Linked DNA regions of Mus musculus: region 1 is linked to region 2. The links are chromatin loops, found by intact Hi-C in ENCODE. Cell type or tissue: left cerebral cortex. All regions are shown on one strand. Links, peaks and the distances in the headings refer to the core of each region. The heading gives the core; the rest is flanking DNA. Region 1 has its middle 15 kb from the start of D530033B14Rik. Region 2 holds the start of Gm30684 (a long non-coding RNA gene).

The links. Peaks named below come from ENCODE experiments on the same cell type or tissue, not always from the same donor. Only the 100,000 strongest peaks of a DNase experiment are listed, where the experiment ranks them.
Region 1: it touches region 2 in a loop (5-fold over the local background); 8 of 42 quality-filtered maps call a loop at or near these places.

What each region holds. Positions count from the first base shown.
Region 1 is chr7:38,165,654-38,171,034 of GRCm38, reverse strand. No RefSeq gene overlaps it. Among named protein-coding and RNA genes, the nearest start is that of D530033B14Rik, 15 kb to the left of the region's middle. In left cerebral cortex, for the core only: a CTCF peak has its summit at 3,199 (motif pointing right); a DNase peak (open chromatin) is centred at 3,049.
Region 2 is chr7:38,058,921-38,064,301 of GRCm38, reverse strand. Gm30684 (a long non-coding RNA gene) reads left to right here and starts at 1,989. Exons shown (of 7, transcript XR_003946753.1): 1 at 1,989-2,109; 2 at 2,594-2,751. It overlaps Gm30771 (a long non-coding RNA gene), which reads right to left and starts at 3,022. Exons shown (of 5, transcript XR_391291.4): 1 at 2,323-3,022. In left cerebral cortex, for the core only: a CTCF peak has its summit at 3,082 (motif pointing left); DNase peaks (open chromatin) are centred at 3,054 and 4,893; H3K4me3 peaks cover 996 bases; H3K27ac peaks cover 951 bases.

The DNA of each region.
Region 1 (5,381 bases), core at 246-5,245, 110 kb before region 2:
TCTTTAATGTTTGTCTTGTCTTCTGTATATGAGTGTTTTATCTATGTCTTTGTTTGGTTTCTATTGCTGTGATAAGTATCATAGCCAAACGCAAGTTGGGGAGAGAAGAGTTTATTTCATCTTAGAGCGTATGGTCCATAGTACAGGAAGTCAGGGTAGGAAACTCAAGGCAGGAACCTGGAGGCAGGAACTGAAGCTGAGACCATGGATGACTGCTGCTTACTGGTTTGCTCCCCCTGGCTTGCTTAGCCTGCTTTCTTATGCACACAGGGCCACCTGCCCAGGAATGACACCGCCCACAGTGGTCTGGGTCATCCTACATCCATCGTTAATCAAGGGTATGCCTAGTGGGAGGAAGAAGCAAATGGGTCTCTGTGAGTTCAAGGTCCAGCATGGTCTACAGGCCAGCCAGGGTTACATAGTGAAACTCTATCTCAAAATAAGAAAATAAGAAAACACTCCCAGATATTTGCCTACAGGCCGATCTGATGCAGGCAATTCCTCAACTGAGAGTTCCTCTTCCCAGGTATATTGAAGTTTGTGTCAAGTTGATTAAAAAAAAAAAAAACATCATAGTTGCATGCACATGTGCGCACTGTGTGCATATCCAGAGACAAGGTAGGTCAAAAGAGGGTGTTTGATGCCAGGGAACTGGAGTTTCAGATGGCTGTGAGCTACCATATGAGTTCTGGGCACTGAACTTGGGTACTCTGCAAAAGTAACGTGAAGGTGGAGGTATTGATTTCGTAATTGGTTATATATATATATATATACACATGATTTTTTTATTTAATGTATATTAGTACACCGTAGCTGTCTTCACACACACCAGAAGAGGGCATCGGATCCCATTACAGATGATTGTGAGACATTATGTGGTTGCTGGGAATTGAACTCTGGACCTCTGGAAAAGCAGTAGGTGCTCTTAACCGCTGAGCCATCTCTCCAGCCCCCGTAATTGGCTCTTGATTGTGTCAATAAATAAGGCAGAAGCCAATCGCTGGGTGAGAAGGAAAAGGTCTGACTTCCAGGTCCCAGGAGGAAGAGAGGAGGAGTCAGAGCAGGTGGTGGGGTGGAGGAAGCGGCAGACATATAGGTCTTGGGGCACCAAAAGTTTGTAACCTCCGCTGCTAAGGCTAAGGAGGATGGGGCAGGGTATGTTTCACCCAGCCATTCAGTTATCTGGCTAGTTTTAGAATATTAAGTCGGGGCTGGTGAGATGGCTCAGTAGTTAAGAACCCTGACCTGCTCTTCCAACGGTCCTGAGTTCAAATCCCAGCAACCACATGGTGGCTCACAACCATCCATAACAAAATCTGATGCCATCTCCTGGAGTGTCTGAAGACAGCCACAGTGTACTTACATTAAATAAATAAATAAATAAATAAATAAACAAACAAACAAATAAATATTTTCAAAAAGAATATTGTCTATCTGGTGTTTTCCATCCATGGTGACTAAGATGGGGCAGGAGTGTCTGAAGACAGCCACAGTGTACTTACATATAATAAATAAATATTTTAAAAAAGAATATTAAGTCTATCTGGTGTTTTCCATTCATGGTGACTAAGATGGGCAGGTGAAAGGGCATAGCTGGGGCAGTCGTTGGCAGCTTGGCAGAGCTCTTGAGAAAGAGCAAGCACATTTTAAAAATTACATGCTACAGTAACAAGTTTTTTGGTGGGTGTGGGTGACCTCTATATAGCTTTCTTTTTTTGACTATCCTGAAATTCACTATGTAAATCAGTCTGGCCATAAACTCATAGAGATCCTCCTGCCTCTGCCTCCGGAATGCTGGGATTAAAGGCATGTGCCACACTTCCTGGCTAGCAACAAGTACTGTTAACTGCTAAGAAATCTCTCCAGTCTCAAGAATATAAATCTAAAATTTGTTTTCTCTAAGATATTTGGAAGGGCCAGGCAGTGGTAGCACATGCCTTTACTCCCAGCATTCAGGAGGCAGAGGCAGGTGGATCTCTGTGGGTTTGAGGACATCCTGGTCTACAGAGTGAGTTCCAGGACAGTCAGGGCTACACAGAGAAACCCTGTCTCAAAAACAAACAAACAAACAAACAAAACTATATATATGGCTGGGGGGTTGTTGTCTTTATTTTATTTTATTTTATTTTTATGGAGCTAGAGAGGCAGCTCAGCAATTGAGAACACATATTGTTCTTACAAAGGACCGGGATCTGGTTCCCTAAGCGTTCATGTAATGGCTCACAACTACCTGTAACTCCAGTTCCAGGACATCTTATATACTCTTCTAGCCTCGTTGCGGTCCTGTACACTCATATTGTACATCAGCAAACACATGTAAAAATAACAAATAGATAAAAATTAATCTCTAGGGTGGTAAAACACCCCATCAATTTGCACAACATTTATCCACACAGAGGCCTGACTGCACTTCTGAGGTTTTTGTATCCTCAGGAGTCTGAGCATACTGGAGGACTTCCTGCCATTTTCTGAACAGGTGGGCAGGGCGAGAAGTTGTTCGGCCATCCTAGAGTGGTTTGCAATGTCTCAGACAGGAGTATACATCTTCTCTCCTCTTCTCTAGAGTCTGGAACTAAATTCACACCTTTTTTTTTTCCTTCCCATCACTTAAAATAATATTCTTGCCCTTAATACTTCCTTTGAAAAACTACCCAAAATGATGCTGCCTTCACACGCATACAAATTACCCAAAGTGTAGGCCAGGGCTCACACTGGAGTGTGCCAAAGCCTTTAAGCCATGTAAACGCAGAGTTTCTGAGCTCCAACGATGGCAAAGGTGTCTTTATTTTGGGAAATGATTAAGGCAGCGTTTGCCATCCTACACAGATGCACTGAAGTAGATTGTAGGGCAAACTATAAAGAGAGCAGATGCTCTCTGGATCTGCTTCCAAGCCAGGTGGGATGACGGGATCCAGATGGGACGTGTGTATCCCTCACACACTAGGAGACAACTTCTCCATTAGACCTTGTCTAGCCGCCTCCTGCTGTGAAAACGTGGGCGATTTCATTTGGGACCACATGCAAAGCTCTGTGCCTTCTCTATTTTAGACGTCAGGGTGACGCAGGTTTAGTTTCCAGAGACTCAAAAGAAGCGGAAGTTTTCTTGGAGATCAAGCAATGAAAGGGGAGCCATCGTTTTTTTATTGAGATTGAATTCCAGGCTTCACTCAGAACAAGGGGTTATGAGTCAAACGCAACACTAGGGGGCGCAATAGATCAGGAAATGCATGAATCACTGCTACAGCACAGGACACAAGATTCTGTCTGGTTTTTTTTCCACATTGGGGGAAAAAAAAAAAAAACAGCAAATGACTCGTGCTTTCCCAAATTTTGTGTGCTGAAACTATTCTAGATATCTCAAATTTGAAATTTTCACATAATCGTGATCATACGGGATGCCTAGACTGTCTTAGGGCAATAGAGTTGTGTCGTTTTCTTTGTGTTGTTCTTTCAGTCAGCCTGGCCACCCCAGTCATCTACGTCTCCAGTGCAGGTGGAGTTGGGAGACAATCTCTGGAGATAAGCAGGGTTATCAGGCTGCTCACTGCTGTGGGTAGCAAGGGCCCCAGCTGCAGGCTTCTGAGCCTCGCGGAATTTCCTGCATGCTCCCCACTCCCAGGACATACTTGCCGCCTGTCTGTCTGTGTGCTCAGCCATGCCACGCCATGCCGCAGCATTGAGGAAAACACGGGGCCAAAGCAAGCGCGTTCCCCTGGCAAAGTGCGGCAGGGCTCAGTGAGCTGACTTTGCACAAAAACGTCCACAGCCAGCTGCGACCTGGTGACAGACAAATGGTATTTATCTTTCCAAGCCCTGAGATCCCCAGGGCTGTTCTGCTGCAAGCCCTCAAGATAGAAGCCACACAAAACCCTACTGCAGATGGCCTTCTAATCATCCTCGGCGTTCAACAACCCTATCTACACTGGCGGTGGGTGTGGCTTGGCTGTCCAGGCTTCGCTGTGGTCCGTAGGGTGCTGCTTTTGAGAGGAGGGAAAGCACTTGGGAGACGTAAAGTCTTCTTTAAGCCACATTTACTAGTTATCTGGTGAGGTCTCCCGTTCCAGATATGATCCCTGGGGGCTGGAGAGATGGCTTGACCTCTTGCAGAGGACGTGGCTTTGGTTCCTGGCACCCACACGGTGGCTCACGACACTCCATAACTCCAGTTCCAGGAGATCATGATGCCTTCTTCTGACCTCTGTTGGGTACCAGGCACATGATACAGACATACATTCAGCCAAAACACTCAGACACATAAAATAAAATAGACCACTTAGGAAAAAACTTAAAGATACGATTACGGCCAAATGGTGATGATGGTGAACATCTTTAATCCTTGCACTTGAGACAGAAGCAGGCAGACCTCTAAATTTGAGGCCAATCTGGCCTACAGAGGGAGTTCCAGGACAGCCAGGGGTACACAAAGAAACATTGTGTCAAAAAAAATTATATATATGAGCAGACTCAGCATCATGGGCCAATGGTGACAAGCAAAAGCACTCGGGTAGGGTGAAAGAGCGCTCTAATCACTGTATACAACCTACACAAGTCAGGGTGGTGGCTGGCCTTCAGTGAGAAACGTCTGGGGTGATTGGTGTGTATCAGCCAGCTTTGCGAGATTGCAATGAAGTGTCTGAGGCAAGTAACATGACAGAGATGAAAGGTTTACTCAGCTCAGGGTTTGGAGAGGCTAAAAGTTCAAGACCACGGAGCTGGTGAGACAGCTCAACAGTGAAGAGCGCTTGCTGTTCACATACACAGGCACACGTGCATACACACAATTAAAACAAAATCATTAACATTCAAGGCCAGGATGCTCCACTAATTCTGTTACTGGAGAGGGTGCAGGATAGCTTAGCACGGCAGGAAAGGCTCAGAGATTACTGTGTTAGTTGAGACAGGCATTGCTCTGCAGCCCAAGTGGGCCTCGAACTCGTGATCTTCCTGCCTCAGCCTCCCAAATACTGTCAGGACAGACATTTGACAATATACCTCGCTTAAATAATTGTATCCACTTAGACTTTTTTATTTTATTTTCATGTATACATGGGTACATCTGTGTGTTTATGCCACGTGTGTGAGGCAGCTGGGGAAGGCCAGAAGAGTGAGTCATATTCCCTCGAGCTGGTGGTGCTGGGAACCGAACTTGGATCTCTGACAAGAGTAGTGAGTGTTCTTAACCATTGAACCATCTCTCCAAGCCCAAATTCTCACACACACACACACACACACACAAAGTATAATAATTGTTGTGTTGGTGTGTGTGTGTGTGTTTATACATATATAAATATATATATATATATAATTGGTATACAACACACACACACACTAAATACAATAACTTGTTCATTAGTTCAAAGAGAAATATTATATCCATTGAG
Region 2 (5,381 bases), core at 156-5,155:
GATGATTTCATCTTTCTAATGCTCAGAGAAATGCAAATTTAAATCAATATTATATTTTATATATTACACTGATGACAACTAAGCATTTTGACAATGTTGGGAAAATATGAAAAAAAAAGATGCTTATAAACTGTTTATAAGAACGTGAATCAAGCCGGGGATAGCGGTGGGTGTCCGTAACCCCAAACTTCAGGAGGATGAGGTGGTAACAAGACAAGACCCTAAGTTATGAGAAGAAGAAGGGAAAAGAGGAAGAGGGGGAGGAAGAGGAAGCCAAGGAGGGCAAAGTGGAGGAGTAGAAGAGGGGAGAGGAGGTGAGGGTATTTTTTTTTGTTTTGTTTTGTTTTGTTTTTTGAATGTGTCTCTCATGCACTGAGCTACAGGTAACAATGCCTAAGGATCAGAAAGATGTTCTATAAAGGTAAAGACCATGGAGAGCTCACAGACATAGAACTGTGTTTTACACACACACACACACACACACACACACACACACACACACACACACACACGGCTTTAGTCCTATGAGCATATGAATGAAGTGGAGGCAAAGTCCCCCTTCCCCACCACTTTCACCAGCACCTTCAGATAGAAGCGAAGACCTTGACTTCAGCCTTCTAAAACGCTCAGTAAATGACCCAGCAGATTCACACCTCACCCAGAATTCTGACTGCAGACCTGACATCGCTCTAAGCACTGAATCCATGCTAATTTGCTATTGTGGAGTAGCGGAGAAATAGACTTATGTGGGGGGCGGGGGTACCGGAGAGATGTCTTAGCTGTTAGCAGCACTTGCTGGTCTTGTGGAGGACATAGGTATGACTGACTCCCAGCATGACATGGCAGCTCACAACTGCCTATCACTCCAGCTCCATGGACTCTGTTGGTTTTTGGACTTTGCTGGCACCTGCACACACACACACACACACACACACACACACACACACACACACACACACACACACACATATTCAGATAGAAGATATGATAAAGGCAGTGTTGTCCTGGGACAAGGCCCTAATTAACGTGTCCAATTTTGAAACGTGGTAAATCTTGAAACCATGCACAGCTTGTCAGGCTTTCTCTCCTTACTGCCACAGCGGTCGGTCTTGCGGTGTCTACAAACATCTCTGCCTCACAGAGATGCAGAGAGACCCAGAGGGGTGGGGGATCAGACAGAGAGAACAGCACCAGAGCCAGCATGGTCCCAACAGTGTCTCCCCAAATTCTACCTTCTTGATCTAGAGACTTGTCTAGAATCCCTCAGTGAGGGGCTGGGGGCTTGGCTCAGTGGCTGGCAGTGACAGCATGCACAAACCCTGGGTTATTAAGTCAGCATCAAAAAGGAAAGGAGAAAAATATTTTGCAGTTTTTTTTTTTATTTCTCTGCATTATGCAGTAGGCCCTTGATAGCTGTAGGGAGTTGGTTCCTTCTACAAATCCTCCCAACCCGTGCACATGACGGTTTGCGGTTTGTATACAGCCTTTGTGCACACACCCATGTTCTTTAAGCCCCTCTAAGTGACTGCTGAGTCCTAGTGCAATGTAAATAGCTGCTTAATGCATTGCTTAGGGAACAAGGATAAGAGAGTCTGTATGAGGCAGTTTAAGGGTGAATATTTTCAATCCGTTGAATCCAGGGGTGACTTCACATATATTCAGGGCTGATATACTTTTTTAAAGATTTATTTATTTATTTATTATATGTAAGTACACTGTAGCTGTCTTCAGACACCCCAGAAAAGGGCACTTGATCTCATTTCGGATGGTTGAGAGCCACCATGTGGTTGCTGAGATTTGAACTCAGGACCTTCAGAAGTGCAGTCAGTGCTCTTAACCGCTGAGCCATCTCCCAAACCCTGATATTTTGTTTTATTTCAATTATTCCTTCCTTTTCTAAGGACCTCAGAATACTTGTAATATGCACACACAATACTGCAAAATTTGTAAAATACCCCCTCAATTATGACCAGAGAAGCCCTAACTTGTGACCCAATCCGTGGCCTAGGCTGGGTCAGCCAAGCCTAGTAGCCAGTGGCGACTAGTGCAGCTGACAGTGTAGCTCAGGCTCCCTCTCTGGGGGTTGGGCACACATGTCATCTTGACTAGGTGGGTTTCCCGCCCCCCCCCCCCCAGGTCTTATTAGTGTAAGGTGTGTAATGGTCAGGGTGGGGCTCTTTATTTTTTAGCCTCTTAAAGGCTCTAACTGTGACAACTCTCTAAGGTCACTGACTAAGAGGTTCAAGTCCAACTCTTCCCCTCCCCCCTCCCCCCTCCCCCCCCCCCGCCCCGCAGCCCCCTCCGACCCCTGCCTTCTCTGACCTGCATGGTTTCAGTTCCACCTGGCTTCAGTTTCCCTCTCTGTGGAATGGAGTTCAAGGCACACATGACTCTCCGTTGGGTCTTCAGGGGCAGAGGATTCTGGCCCTGTACTGATATACTTGTATGGTTTGATCTCCAGGGGCTCATAGTGAGCCCGGTCTAGATACTCTTCTCAGACTCCTCATCCCCCCCACCCCTCGCCCAGTACCCACGCTGAGCTCAGAAAGAGCCCTGGGATTTACAGGCATTTGGTCCCCTTCATCATTTACAGCGCTCCGGGCTAGATGTAGCCTGCTTTAACTGTGATGGCATTCAGTGGGGCCTAGCTGGGCGTTAAAAACGGGCAGATCGCAGGGGGCTCTGGTCGGCCCTGTGCCACCCGTCGGAAGTCGAACCGGGTGACGCCTCGGGGTTGAAGTGCGTGAAATGGTAAGGAGGGAGAGAACGTTCTAATCCGCCTGGGTAGGACAATCCAGTCACTCTGGCGGCCCGGGGCTCGCCCACGCTGGGTCCCCGCAGGGGCTGATTGCTCGGCTCCCTAGCTACAGACCAAGCCAATCAGCGCGCTCGCGCCGCGAACAGCAGGCGGCGGCCCGCCAAGGGCGGGCGGGGTGGGACAGCGGGGAGGGCTCTCGGGTAGCACACCGGCGGGCCAAGGCGCCCAGCTCCCGGAGGTGCACCGCGGGTGGGCTCCGCTGGCCGGGGCAGCGCTCCCTTACGGTCACGGGATCACAAGGCATCTGCTGCCATCTGGTGGCTGCGCTTCGGCAGCTGCGGCGCCAGGGTTTGTAGGGTTTACAGGGCTCACAGGGCTTGCAGATCCCTGCTCATCCTTAAACCACGCCACATAGCCAACAGTGTCCACGCTGCCACCTCTCGTCCTGCTCGGGATTCTCCCAGCAGAGTGAGAAAGCCAGCATCTCCGAGGAGGCCGTGTGTATCAGTGGCGGCGCAGAGAGCTGGGAGGCAGGCTTGGTATGACCCAGCTGAGTAGGATCACCTCTGTGAACTCTTTTTCATTCTTCTGTAAGTTAGAGCGGTTAGATGTGCATGCCTTGGGGAGCCTTTGTAATGATTAACTGGTGAATTCAAGTGAAGATGTAGTACGTGGTCAGAGCGCACACTAACTGTTCCTGAGTGTCTTAAGTTAGGGTCACTATTGCTATGATGAAAACCATGACCAAAGGCAAATTGGAGAGGAAAGGGTTTATTTGGCTCACACCTCCACATCGAAGTCTATCACTGAAAGAAGTCAGGGCAGGAACTCAAACAGGACAGGAGCCTAGAGATAGAAACTGATGCAGCCGGCCATGGAGGGGTGCTGCTTACTGGCTTGCTCATCGTGGCTTGTTCAACCTGCTTTCTTACAGAATCCAGCCCCAATGACCCAAGGATGGCACCACCCAAAGTTGGCTGGACATCCCCCATCAATCACTACTTAAGAAAATGCCCTACAGAAGAATGTTTGTTAACGGAAGCATTTTCTCAACTGAGATTCCCTCCTTTTAACTTTAGCTTACGTCAAGTTGACATAAAACCAGCCAGCACACTAGGATAGACTGCAGATGCCAGGCATGTGCAAGGCACAGGATGAAACACACACACACACACACACACACACACACACACACACACACACACACACACTCACAGACAAATGAGTTCGAGAACTGATCATGTTTTGGATTCTTCACTTCTGCATCTGTGAACTGGGGATACCAATGCTGGCTTCCACCCCCAAGCTTGGGTAACTAACACGAGTCTACCACTCCCAAGATAGATCTACTGGCTGTCCTGGGACTCCTAGGCCTTTCTTCCAACTGTAAGTCGATTCCCCACCACTCTGCAAGCTCTCGAAGCTGTGTCCAAACCTGGAGACTCTACCTCCTGTCTTACAGATCAGACTTGTTTTTCTGTCTCCAAACCCTCTCTCCAGGGTCACAGACTAAAAGGTCCAAATATAGAACAGATCATTTTCTCTGACCCTTTTCAATGAGGCCCTACAGGGACAGCCACCTCACCCCCTCTAATAAGACATGGTAGGAGGAGTCAGGTGGTAACAGTACTTGCCTCCAAGTCTGACGACCTGAGTCTGATCCCCAGGACCCACGTGATGCAAGGAGAGAAAGGACTTCCTTTTCTGACACACAAAGAATAAATATAGTAATACAAAATTTAAAAAAAGATATGGTAAATTGAAGGGTAGTAAATACCTCTCCAAAAAGGAAAGTTGTCAGATGTGATGGCACAGCCTGCGGTCCCAGCATCCAAGGCCCTGAGGATCTGAGGATGGAGGAGGCGAGGGAGGGAGGGAGGGAGGGGGTGAGAGAGAGAGAGAGAGAGAGAGAGAGTCCTGAAAGCCTGCAAGCAGCCACTGTCCCAGAGACATGCTGAGCAGGTGGCTTCACACAGTGTCCATGGCTTCTCAGCATGCAGCAGCAGGAGGGCTGCAGAGCAGGGTGTGACAGCCAGGTACAACCTGGACAAAGTGGGATGTCTCAGTAGTGCTAGTGCTCTCAGCCTGTGGAAACGCCGGCTCCAATTCAAAGGTATCAAATATTTGCTTAGCTGTTCAACATTTCTTCAAATAATATACTCACAACTAATTCATATCTAGACTCGACGTCTTCATCTCTCTCCAGCCTCCCTCCTGGATTAGCTGTCTTGTCTATTCTGGGAGAAAATTGCCCTACATTCTAAAAATAGGCCTTGCAGCCCGGACACCGGCATGTACCATCAGAGAAGGCTTTATTTATTTATCTTGAGAGCTGTCCCCTGGGGACAGCTGCAGTCGAGCCTGGGGACACATTCATCAAACAGCTCAGGTACATGTAGGGGGCTGGGACCACTGAGATCAGTGCTGCCTTCAAAACAGGCCATGGTCTGTTCCTGAGGATGCTCTTTGACACTCAGGCAGGGAATGGGTTCTCAGAGACAGGACCTTCTCTTCTCCAAATATGGTTCCTTTTGCTCTTGGGGGTTAGAAGCCCAAGATCCAGGACCCAGAAGAAGTGAAAGAATGCTTATGATGGATGGGGTCTTGGATAGTAGGGGCAGAC